2 separate regions of the Homo sapiens genome follow, and region 1 is linked to region 2. Evidence: read pairs that join two places in POLR2A ChIA-PET (ENCODE). Cell type or tissue: OCI-LY7. All regions are shown on one strand. Links, peaks and the distances in the headings refer to the core of each region. The heading gives the core; the rest is flanking DNA.

Region 1 (5,378 bases), core at 295-5,294, 110 kb before region 2:
GTCTCAAAAAAATAAATGAAATAAAAATAAAAAATGAATAGGTATAGTAATTGATAATATCTATACTTATATGTGGTCAGAGGCCTAAATACCAATGAAATACTTTTGAAATTTAGCATCTTCTTAATAGGTGCACTTTCTTTTTTTTTTTTTTTTTTGAGACGGAGTTTTGCTCTTGTTGCCCAGGCTGAAGCGCAGTGGTGTGATCTCAGCTCACTGCAACCTCTGCCTCCCAGGTTCAAGCGATGCCCCGTCTCAGCCTCCCGAGTCACTGGGATTACAGACATGTGCCACCACGCCCGGCTAATCTGTATTTTTTAGTAGAGACGGGGTTTCTTCATGTTGGTCAGGCTGGTCTCGAACTCCCAACTTCAGGTGATCCTCCCGCCTCTGCCTCACAAAGTGCTGGGATTACAGGCGTAAGCCACCGAGTCCGGTGGTGCCCTTTCTTTTTCTTTTTTTTTTTTTTTTTTGAGACAGAGTCTCACTCTGTCACCCAGGCTGGAGTGCAGTGGCGCTATCTTGGCTCACTGAAAGCTACACCTCCCAGGTTCACGCCATTCTCCTGCCTCAGCCTCCTGAGTAGCTGGGACTACAGGCGCCCGCCTGCCACCACGCCCGGCTAATATTTTGTATTTTTAGTAGAGACAGGGTTTCACCGTGTTAGCCAGGGTGGTCTGGATCTCCTGACCTTGTGATCCACGCGCCTCAGCCTCCCAAAGTGCTGGGATTACAGGCATGAGCCACTGCGCCGGGCCATGCACTTTCTTTTAATCCTCACAATCACCCAATCAGGAAGATACTATAGTATTATCATATTTTAGATTATGAAACTGACCTGGCTGGGCATAGTGGCTCATGGCCGGGCACGGTGGCTCTTGCCTGTAATCCTAGCACTTTGGGAGGCTGAGGCAGGCAGATCACTTGAGGTCAGGAGTTCAAGACCAGCCTGGCCAACATGGTGAAACCTTGTCTTTACTAAAAATACAAAAATTAGCCGGGTGTGGTGGCACGGGCCTGTAATCCCAGCTGTTCTGTGGATCGCAGCTGGATCGCAGCACTGCACTCCAGCCTGGGCGAAAGAGCGAGACACCATCTCAAAAAAAAAGAAAGAAAAAAGAAAGAAAAAGAAACTGACTTTTCCCAGAATCACCAGTAAGTGAGCAGGGGAAACTAGCTGACTCCAGGCTGCAAGTTCTTAACAGTCTGCCCAGCCTCCTCCTCCTCCTCCTCCTCCTCCTCATTATCATCCCCAGGGTGTCAGGCCAGCCTCTCCCTATAGTGTGCTCTCCTAAGGATAGATAATACCTCTGCCTAATACAGCTGAGCAGAAATGGAATTTGAATCCAGTTTTTCTTATTTTCACAGGCTCCCTTTTTGAGGTCACTGAAGTGAGAAGTGGGAAAGAGGAAGGTCTTAGGTGATGCCCTTGAGCCTAGAGGAAGGGATTTAGCAATAACGGGCTCTCTTTAATTAACTTGCTGAGTCAGGGCAGGAGGCAAGCAAACTAGTGAAGCTGAGGGGAAGAGAGGAAGTCAAGTATAGATTGACAGAGGCAGGCTTGGATCTAGTGAGGCAGGGAGAGATTGGGGAAATTAGGAAACTAAGGAAAATAGGAAAGAGCTAAAATTCATTAGCCAACAGTGGACTTGAATGTGGACAATTATCTACTTTATAACTTGGGGGTTTTCTGGTTTGGTTTTGTTGATAGAGTCTCACTCTGCCACCCAGGCTGGAGTTCAGTGGTACGATCATGACTCACTGCAGCCTGGATCTCCTGTGCTCAAGCAATCCTCCCACCTCAGCCTCCCAAGTAGCTGGAACTGCAGGTGCATGCCACCATCCCTAGCTAATTTTTTATTTTTTATGGAGACAGGGTTCTCACTATGTTGCCCAGACTGGTCTTGAACTCCTGGACTCAAGGGATCCTCCTGCCTCGGATTCCCAAAGTGCTGGGATTACAGGCATGAGACACCACACCCAGCCTACTTTATAATTTTGACTATAGCTAGCCGTGTCTGTATGTTCAAAATTATTTTGCTTTTCAGTTTTTCCTCAGGATGTCTTGTGTATTTTTATATGGTAGTTGACATTTACTATTAACCAATTTTGGTATTTTTCTAATATTTATGTGATAGAAAATTTAATTATTTTTATATTGTGTATTAAAAATTTCAGTCTTTAATATTTTTTATTTATCATTAGCCCAAAGAGCCCTTCAATCATTAATGTAATACTTGTTAAATTAGGCAGGAACTAGATATTAGGGTGTGCCTATAACATCAGTCCCGAATATCCAGATTAGATAAACTATTTAGTGCCTCTCAGGCCCTAATATACTGAACTCCCAAATGCCAGTATGCTGAGAACAGCAACGGAAAAAGTTTTACAGAAGATGCACATGTGGTTATCAGCACCAAGTGAATAGCCCTGAGCTTTTTTTTTTTTTTTTTCTTTTTGAGACGGAGTCTTGCTCTATCCCCAGGCTGGAGTGCAGTGGCACGATCTCTGCTCACTGCAACCTCCGCCTCCCAGGTTCAAGCGATTCTCCTGCCTCAGTCTCCCGAGTAGCTGGGACTACAGGCACGCACCACCACGCCCAGCTAATTTTTGTATTTTTAGTAGAGACAGGTTTCACCATGCTGGCCAGGATGGTCTCGATTTCTTGACCTCGTGCTCCACCCACCTTGGCCTCCCAAAGTGCTGAGATTACAGGCATTGAGCCACCATGCCCGGCCAGCACTGAGCTTTTTGAGTGTAGAGTTTTCAGACGACACAGAAGGTTTTGGTCTAAATGGTCTAGATACCTTGAAATGAGATTAAGAAGTAGTATCACGGACTGTGATATAAGTGACTGAATTTGTGGAATTCTCTTCCCACTGCAACATCTTTACAGTGATCCTGTTTTCTAGAATCAGATTTTTGGGATGAAATGAATGGAGTGAAAGGATGAAAAAGTAAGACAAAAAAGCAGGACTTTTTTGTATATTCCAGGCATTCTAGCTGTTTTTATTTTTGTAGGATAAACATTTTGAAGATGTGATTAGAGGAAAAAAAGAGAAGACAGATTACAATAAACATACATATATTTACCAGGGCTTAAGGCCATTTAGTCTACCAGGTAACAAACTTTTTTTTTTTAAGCTTTAGAATTTACAAAGTTCACATCAGTCTGAAACAAACATTTTATTTTTTTAAGCTTTAGAACTTACAAAGTTAACATCAGTCTGAAATGATAGCATTAAAAGGGTAGCATATGAAAAATCTCCTTTATAACATTTTATTTATTTATTTTTTATAGAGATGTTAGGGTCTCACTATGTTGCCCAGGGTGGTCTCAAACTCGTGAGCTCAAGCCATCCTCCCATCTCAGCCTCCCAAAGTACTGGGATTACAGGCATAAACCACCATGCCAGGTCTGAAAAATCTTCTTAACCAGCTATAACGAGGTAAAACATCTCTTTAAAAATATCTTAAAAGACAATAAATGAGCTTGAAATGCTATAAGGAAATATAGCCTCACTTAATAAATATAACTCAAAGCCTCCAAGGATTAACCCAAGAAAGCAAATTTCAAGTAACTGATTTACCTACTACCACTGTGACCCTCACTTTGATTATCACTTCTACCCCCATACTGGGCCATAAAAGGGTTCTGCTCCTGTTTAACATTCTTGCTTTACTCCCCAGTCTAATCTCATCAGTTCTGAGGCTCCCTACCAATTCCTTCTGTTCTCACACGCTTTCACTCCAGCCTCATTCTCTGACCACCAGGCCCTGGCTCTGCCCCAGCAGCCATACTTCTGCCATGTGACATTGCTCTCTTTGGCTATAGCCGAATGATTGAATCAGCAAGGTGTACCTCATCTAAGCTGGGCCTATCATACCTGTTCTTTCCAGAATTTGGAACTGGGACCAACAGGCCATCTACAGTCTCTTAATGTCTCTGGAATTTTGTATGCTGGTAGTTGTGAGAGAATCACAGTCTGCCGTATGGAAACTGAGAAGCAGGAAAAGCCCTTCTGCTGTGGCTTTGCCACAAGGAGACTCAGACATTAGAGAGCAGAGAGAAGTGTGTAGGTTCCTGGCAGCTTTCCGGACCCAGATCATTCTAATGGCTGGGGGGAGTCCACCTCTTATAAGGCCTGAAACTTAATACAATTTGAGGGAGGCCCTCTTTTTTAAATAAATAGAAAATTATGGGTACAAATAGAATATTTATTTAGAATGGGAAATAAATCACCAAAAATAACACTTTTTTTTTTTTTTTTTTTTTTTTTTAGATATAGTCTTGCTCTGTACCCAGATGGGAGTGCAGTGGTGCCATGGCTCACCTCAGCCCCAACTTCCTGGGCTCAAGTGATCCTCCCACCTCAGCCTCCCAAGAAGCTAGGACTACAGGCACTCACCAGCACACCCAGCTAAATTTTTTTGTTTGTTTGTTTGTTTGTTTTTGAGACAGAGTCTCGCTCTGTCGCCCAGGCTGGAGTGCAGTGGCGCGATCTCGGCTCACTGCAAGCTCCGCCTCTCGGGTTCACGCCATTCTCCTGCCTCAGCCTCCCAAGGAGCTGGGACTACAGGCACCCGCCACCACGCCTGGCTAATTTTTTTGTATTTTTAGTAAAGACGGGGTTTCACCGAGTTAGCCAGGATAGTCTCGATTTCCTGACCTCGTGATCCGCCAGCCCCGGCCTCCCAAAGTGCTGGGATTACAGGCGTGAGCCACCGCGCCCGGCCTACTCTCCCTTTTTAGCATAGGCTACATCAAGTTGGTTTCCATTTTTTGCAAACCAAAGTGTCTCAAACAAGGCTCTGTTATATTTTTCACAGATTACTGCATTAGCCCTGTAACAGGTAGGCTTAATTCTGTGTCCAATTCCAATTTGCTTTATATATGCTGTCCAGATTAATCTTCCTAAAGCATAGATGTGATGATGTTACTACTCAGAATCTCTGAGTACAAACTCCTCATCCTGGCATTGAAGGCCTCTGTACAATAGCCCCATGTCTATCTTTCCAGGCTTACTTCCCACCACTTTTCTTGGCGGAGTCTGGGCACCAGTCACAAATGGCTACAAACGGATCATGCCTGAACTTTCCCACCCATATGCCTTTGCTCAGGATACTTCTTCTACACAAAATTCCCTCTCTTGTTCTGTCAGAGCTGCATATTCTTCAGGGTTCATCTCAAATATTATCTCCACCATGAAGCTTTTATACATCCAAATATATCTCCACCATGAAGCTTTTCCTGATTTTCTGACACACCTCCCACCCTCCAAACTAAGTTTGATTTTTGCCCTCCTTTGATTCACTATAGCTTTTGGTTCTTACTTCATCCATGACACTGTAGTTTCTCTTTTTCTTTTTTTTCTTTT
Region 2 (5,378 bases), core at 236-5,235:
TGCGTGTTATGCTTCTAATCTTAGAAGTAGGATACCTTGATTGAATGACCAACCCCATCACGAAACTGTATGTGTATTAATTAGATGTCATGGAGGACAGTCACATTTTTAGGACCACTGTCTGACAGAATATGCAACTGGAAAAATGGCTTATATACGATGACATTCATGGCAATCAAAGATCCAAGTTCAATCACTAGTGCTCTCAGCAGTAATTAAGCTTCTTGTTAGAGAAAACCTTAAATTAAGAATGTATAAAATTCATTATAAGCAACATTATTCAAAAAGATGAGTTACTATTAAGTTGTAAGTGACTCAAAATCTCTCACCCCTTTCCAAGTCAAAAATCTGAACCACTTCAACAAGAAAATTTAAAATATCTTAGAGCTGGGGGACAGTGGAGGAAGTCCCAAACCCATTAGATAAAAAACAAAATTTTAAATATTAATATAGCAGATACTTTAACTTTAAAAAGAAATTTTATCCCAACAGAGGCAGTGTTTCACAGTCTTTTCTAGGATAGTGTGGCCTCTGAAGTCAGGAGAACTGGGTTCAGCAAACTAGTTTCTCCAAGTGTTTCTTATCTGTAACGGGTCAACAATAGTAGGTGCCACGTAGTGTTGTTGAAATGATTAAACGCAAGTTTATGTGTAAAGCATGTGGTGTGAATTTTTTTTTTTTTTTTTTTTTTTTTTTTTGAGACAGAGTCTCGCTGTATCTCCCAGGCTGGAGTGCGGTAGCACGATCTCGGCTCACTGCAAGCTCCACCTCCCGGGTTCACACCATTCTGCTGTCTCAGCCTCCTGAACAGCTGGGACTACAGGCGCCCTTCGCTACACCTGGCTAATTTTTTTTGTATTTTTGGTAGAGACGAGGTTTCACTGTGTTAGCCAGGATGGTCTGGATCTCTTGACCTCGTGATCCGCCCACCTTGGCCTCCCAAAGTGCTGGGATTACAGGTGTGAGCCACCACGTCCGGCCTGAAAATTTTTTTAAAAAGGTCGCTACACACTATGTACAATTTCCAACAATGTATTTATACAAACATTGATTAAAACCTAATGGAAGTCTACTGGGATTCAATTTGTACAACTTGCACACTGCTGGTTTGTCCTTACAGCATCTGAAAAAGGTACCTTCATAAAACTCCAATTAGCCTCAATTCTCATTAAGAAATAAAGTATAATTACTATTGCCGGGCGTGGTGGCTCACGCCTGTAATCAGAACACTTTGGGAGGCCGAGGCGGGCGGATCAATAGGTCAGGAGATCGAGACCATCCTGGCTAATACGGTGAAACCCCGTCTCTACCAACAATACAAAAATTAGCCGGGCGTGGTGGCGGGCGCCTGTAGTCCTAGCTACTTGGGAGGCTGAGGCAGGAGAATGGCGTGAACCCGCGAGGCAGAGCTTTCAGTGAGCCGAGATCACGCCACTGCACTCCAGCCTGGGAGACAGAGTGAGACTCCATCTCAAAAAAAAAAAAAAAAAGTATAATTACTATTTAGTAAAACTGCCATTCCTTACAAAACCATGTTAAGGAACAATAACAGAAATTTTAGTCCCATCATACTTTTTCAATGTTGCTGAAATCTTAATTTCTTTTTAGTCCTTGGGATTTCTCTTATGGAAAAATACGTATCAGCGATTATATAAATATCCTACTGTTATGAGAGTTTCACTGCCATACAACATATAACAGCACCATTCAATCTCGCAATGTTATGTCATTCCCTTACCACGCTGGTGTAGTCTCACGACATCCGGGAGTAAAGTACTTACATAGATCCACAAGAAGACAGTGGTGCCCAAGGTGAACCCAACTTTCAGCCAGTCAGGTTTGGCATTCGGCGGCTCTCGCACGTAGAACTTTGATCGCACTGAAGCTGAAAGGGGAAGAGGGTCTGTAAATTTGTAACTTACTGCCTTGTAGGGAAAAAACCCTAACATTTACGTGCGTATTATCGCATTTAATTCTCCCTTCAACTCCCCCATCTCCCACTTAAACAGCCAAGGAAATAGAGGTTCAAAGAGATCAAGTACCTCGCCCAGGGCCACTGGCGAGTTAGACAGGACGCACCTGTCCTGTCCGAGGCTTTCAAAGCCTCGTTTAAGGGCTTGCGGACCCTCAGACGACTCGGGAGTGGTCATGTAAGGGGCGCCCCGGGGAGGGTGTCTCCTCTCCCGGTTTACGGGACCTAACGTACAGAGGTGGGGAAGGCAAGGACCCAAAGTCCATTTACAAAGGCCAAGAGTGGTCAGGTTGAACTTGGATAAGTGCTAGAGGCGGGTGATGGGGAGCAGAGAGCCCTGCGTAGGGGACAGGCGTGGGCTGGGCCTTGGGTCGTCTGCCGGCGAAGGTCACTGCAGGACGAACCCGGGCCGCTGCCGCCTCCTGCACCCGTGGGCTGGGTCCGCCTTAGGAGGGGTAATCTGAGGGTCGAGTCGGCCTGCACGAGGAGGATACTCACGGCCGCTCGGGAGCCTGGCGGGGGCCAGCAGCCGGGAAAGGGGACGCAGCAAGGCGGACGGCGCCATCTTGCGTGGCCCAGCTCAGTCTCTCCGAGTTGGCAACAGAACCAGCGCCACCTGGCGGCCGGAAGTGCGGGACTCGAGGGCTCTGCAGCAGAGCTCCGTGGGGGCGTCAACGTGAATTCCAGCACGGCAAGGTTCTCTAGCACCCCGGCCTCAGCCTTCTGTCTATACAGTGGAATTAGGAAGAAAATAATTAAAAGAAAAAAGAGTTTACCTATTCTCTGTCCTCTGGGGGTTTTTCACCCCATCTCTACGGCTATTCATCAAGAGGTTTATTAAAATTTTCCTACATGAGCCAGAAGAAAGAAAAGTGTCGTGCTGAATAATAACTAGCATTTGGATTGAATTCTGTGGTCCAGGCACGGTGCATTAATGTATCATATGGTTTACATTCATTGTCTTATTTCATCTTCAAAACGAGCACATATCATGCCGTGGTTATAAGCCTCAATTTACAGATGAAGCTTAAAGAAGACAGCTACTCATCCAAGGTGACATATTATATTTTACAGTTGAAAAGATCTCTTAACACTTACCACTTACACTCACGATCATACTGAAGCCTCACAAACCTGTGAAGTAGAATTAGTGCCTTAGGTAGGCTTAAGATCACACAGATGGCAGAGGTGGGATACAGTTTGAGGTCTTCTGACTCCAGATCTAGTGATCCTCATTAGCCCACCTAACAGACTTGGACCACCCTAGACCATAAGCTGTAGAATCAGCGTTCAAAGCCATTCTGCTCACCACTTTTTAGCTCTATGATTTCTAGGCAAATTACTTAACCTCTCTATACCTAAGTTTTACATCTGTAACATAAAACCTATAGGGTTGCTGAGAAGCTTAAACAAGTGTCTGGTAGTAGTAAACAATTTATTTGGTTTTGCCTATTAAAGACATCGTTCTGAGGAATAGGTTTTATCTTGCACAGTTGAGCCAGATCTTTGTACATTCAATTCAGTTCAATCTGATGTCTAAAGACCAGTAAAAATATTTATAGGTAACAGACAATACATTTTGACCCTTTAAAACTAATCCTTTAAACTTTATGTCATTAATTTTAAAACCAAAATAAATGTTAGCAAATCTCCTATATTCTCTTTAGCAATGTTATTTTAAGATCTTTTTTAACCAAAAATTATTGACCAAAAAGTCAATTAATTGCACTGTGTTTTCTGGCTCATTTTAACATGCAAATGGTGGCTAAATGGATTGCTAAATTGTGAGTCACTTTAGTTTGTAACCTAGTTTGAGCCTCCTGGACTCATGCTCAAGTAAGTAAACTACCCAATGAATGTGCTGAGCCAGTTGTTGGTTCGCCACTTATTGTCCACTCAGCAACCTGTCAGTTGTATATCCTTTCTACACCATCCGTTGGAAGCTTGTCCTGATGAAGCTTTTGCTAGTATCCAACAAGTTGAAACAGATGCTATCTTTAGTCAGAGTATTCAGAACCAGTAAGCAAATTACTAATTTCAGTACTGCTATTGAGAAAGACTGCTTTGTTCTTTTTCAGAGCTTTGGCCCTTGTATCCTTTTACTAGTGTGTATTTTGGGAAAGTGATGAAGTATAAGCACATTTTTCTCACCATATTAGAGCTGATGGGAACTGTACACTTGGAGTACCCAGCTGTATGTGAAACTGCATCTAGAAAAGAATCCTGATTAAGTAATTCCAGCTAGGAACTAATATCTATAATATTTTGTTAGAAGTTGCTTCATAACATTCATGTAAGCATCTTCAGAATTTGAACACTAAAATCTTATTTATGATCCAGGTGAAAAGAGAGAGGATTTGAGTTAGCAGCTAGAAAAGCAAAGTTTCAGTCCAAGATTTTTCCACTGGGAAAAAATCACATCTCCCAAGGAAGGTAAAAAAAGAGCAAGAATTGAAAAACAGTATAAAATGCAAAAAACAAAACAAAAAATCCCTATTTTTATTGATACAGCATGCATGAGAATACTATGAATCAAACTTAGGACTTGGGCCAGTCACAGTGGCTCAGGCCTCTAATCCTAGCACTTTGTGAGAACAAGGTAAATGGATTGCCTGAGTCCAGGAGGTCAAGACTGGCCTGTGCAACATAGGTAGATAACTATCTCTACAAAATGATTTTTTAAAAAATTAGCTGGGTGTGGTGGTGCATGTCTGTGGTTCCAGCTACTCGGGAGGCTGAGGTTGGAAGATCGCTTGGACCTGGGAGGTGAGGCTACAGTAAGCCAAGACTCTGCCACTGTACTCCAGCCTCGGTGACACAGTGAGACCCTGTCACAAAAACAAAACAAAAGAAAAAAACCAACAACCTCCCACCTCCCCACACACCAAGATGTATCTATAAGTTTTTATTTTTTAAGACTCAGCAGCTGGGCGCCCTGGCTCACGCCTGTAATCCCAGCACTTTGGGAGGCCGAGGCGGGCGGATCACCTGAGGTCGGGAGTTCAAGACCAGCCTGACCAACATGGAGAAACCCTGTCTCTACTAAAAATACAAAATTAGCCGGGCATGGTGGTGCATGCCTGTAATTCCAGCTACTCGGGAGGCTGAGGCAGGAAAATCGCTTGAACCCAGGAGGCAGAGTTGCGGTGAGCTGAGATCGCACCATTGCACTCTAGCCTGGGCGACAAGAGCGAAACTCTGTCTCAAAAAAAAAAAAAAAAAAAAAGATTCAGCAGCAGGCCGGGCGTTGGGGCTCACATCTATAATCCCAGCACTTTGGGAGGCTGCGGTGGGTGGATTGCTTAAGCCCAGGAGTTCAAGAGTAGCCTGGGCAACATTGAGAAATCCTGTCTATACACACACACAAAAAAAACCCAGAAGCAATAGCAAATTGTTAACATTTGTT

Evidence for each region. ChIA-PET counts read pairs that join two places held together with the same protein. Peaks named below come from ENCODE experiments on the same cell type or tissue, not always from the same donor. Only the 100,000 strongest peaks of a DNase experiment are listed, where the experiment ranks them.
Region 1: POLR2A ChIA-PET joins it to region 2 with 9 read pairs; 14 of 35 experiments call an interaction of 5 or more read pairs at or near these places.

What each region holds. Positions count from the first base shown.
Region 1 is chr4:139,187,793-139,193,170 of GRCh38, forward strand. The region is part of intron 1 of LOC105379412 (a long non-coding RNA gene); the gene reads left to right. Among named protein-coding and RNA genes, the nearest start is that of ELF2, 13 kb to the left of the region's middle. In OCI-LY7, for the core only: no CTCF peak of the experiment used is centred there; no DNase peak of the experiment used is centred there.
Region 2 is chr4:139,293,262-139,298,639 of GRCh38, forward strand. NDUFC1 (NADH:ubiquinone oxidoreductase subunit C1) reads right to left here. Exons shown (of 6, transcript NM_001184989.2): 2 at 4,124-4,182; 3 at 2,471-2,699; 4 at 1,782-1,885. The coding sequence starts at 2,537. Among named protein-coding and RNA genes, the nearest start is that of NAA15, 5.6 kb to the right of the region's middle. RefSeq lists an enhancer at 2,330-2,893. In OCI-LY7, for the core only: CTCF peaks have their summits at 2,608 (motif pointing left) and 2,810; DNase peaks (open chromatin) are centred at 1,770, 2,130 and 2,590; H3K4me3 peaks cover 3,038 bases; H3K27ac peaks cover 3,132 bases.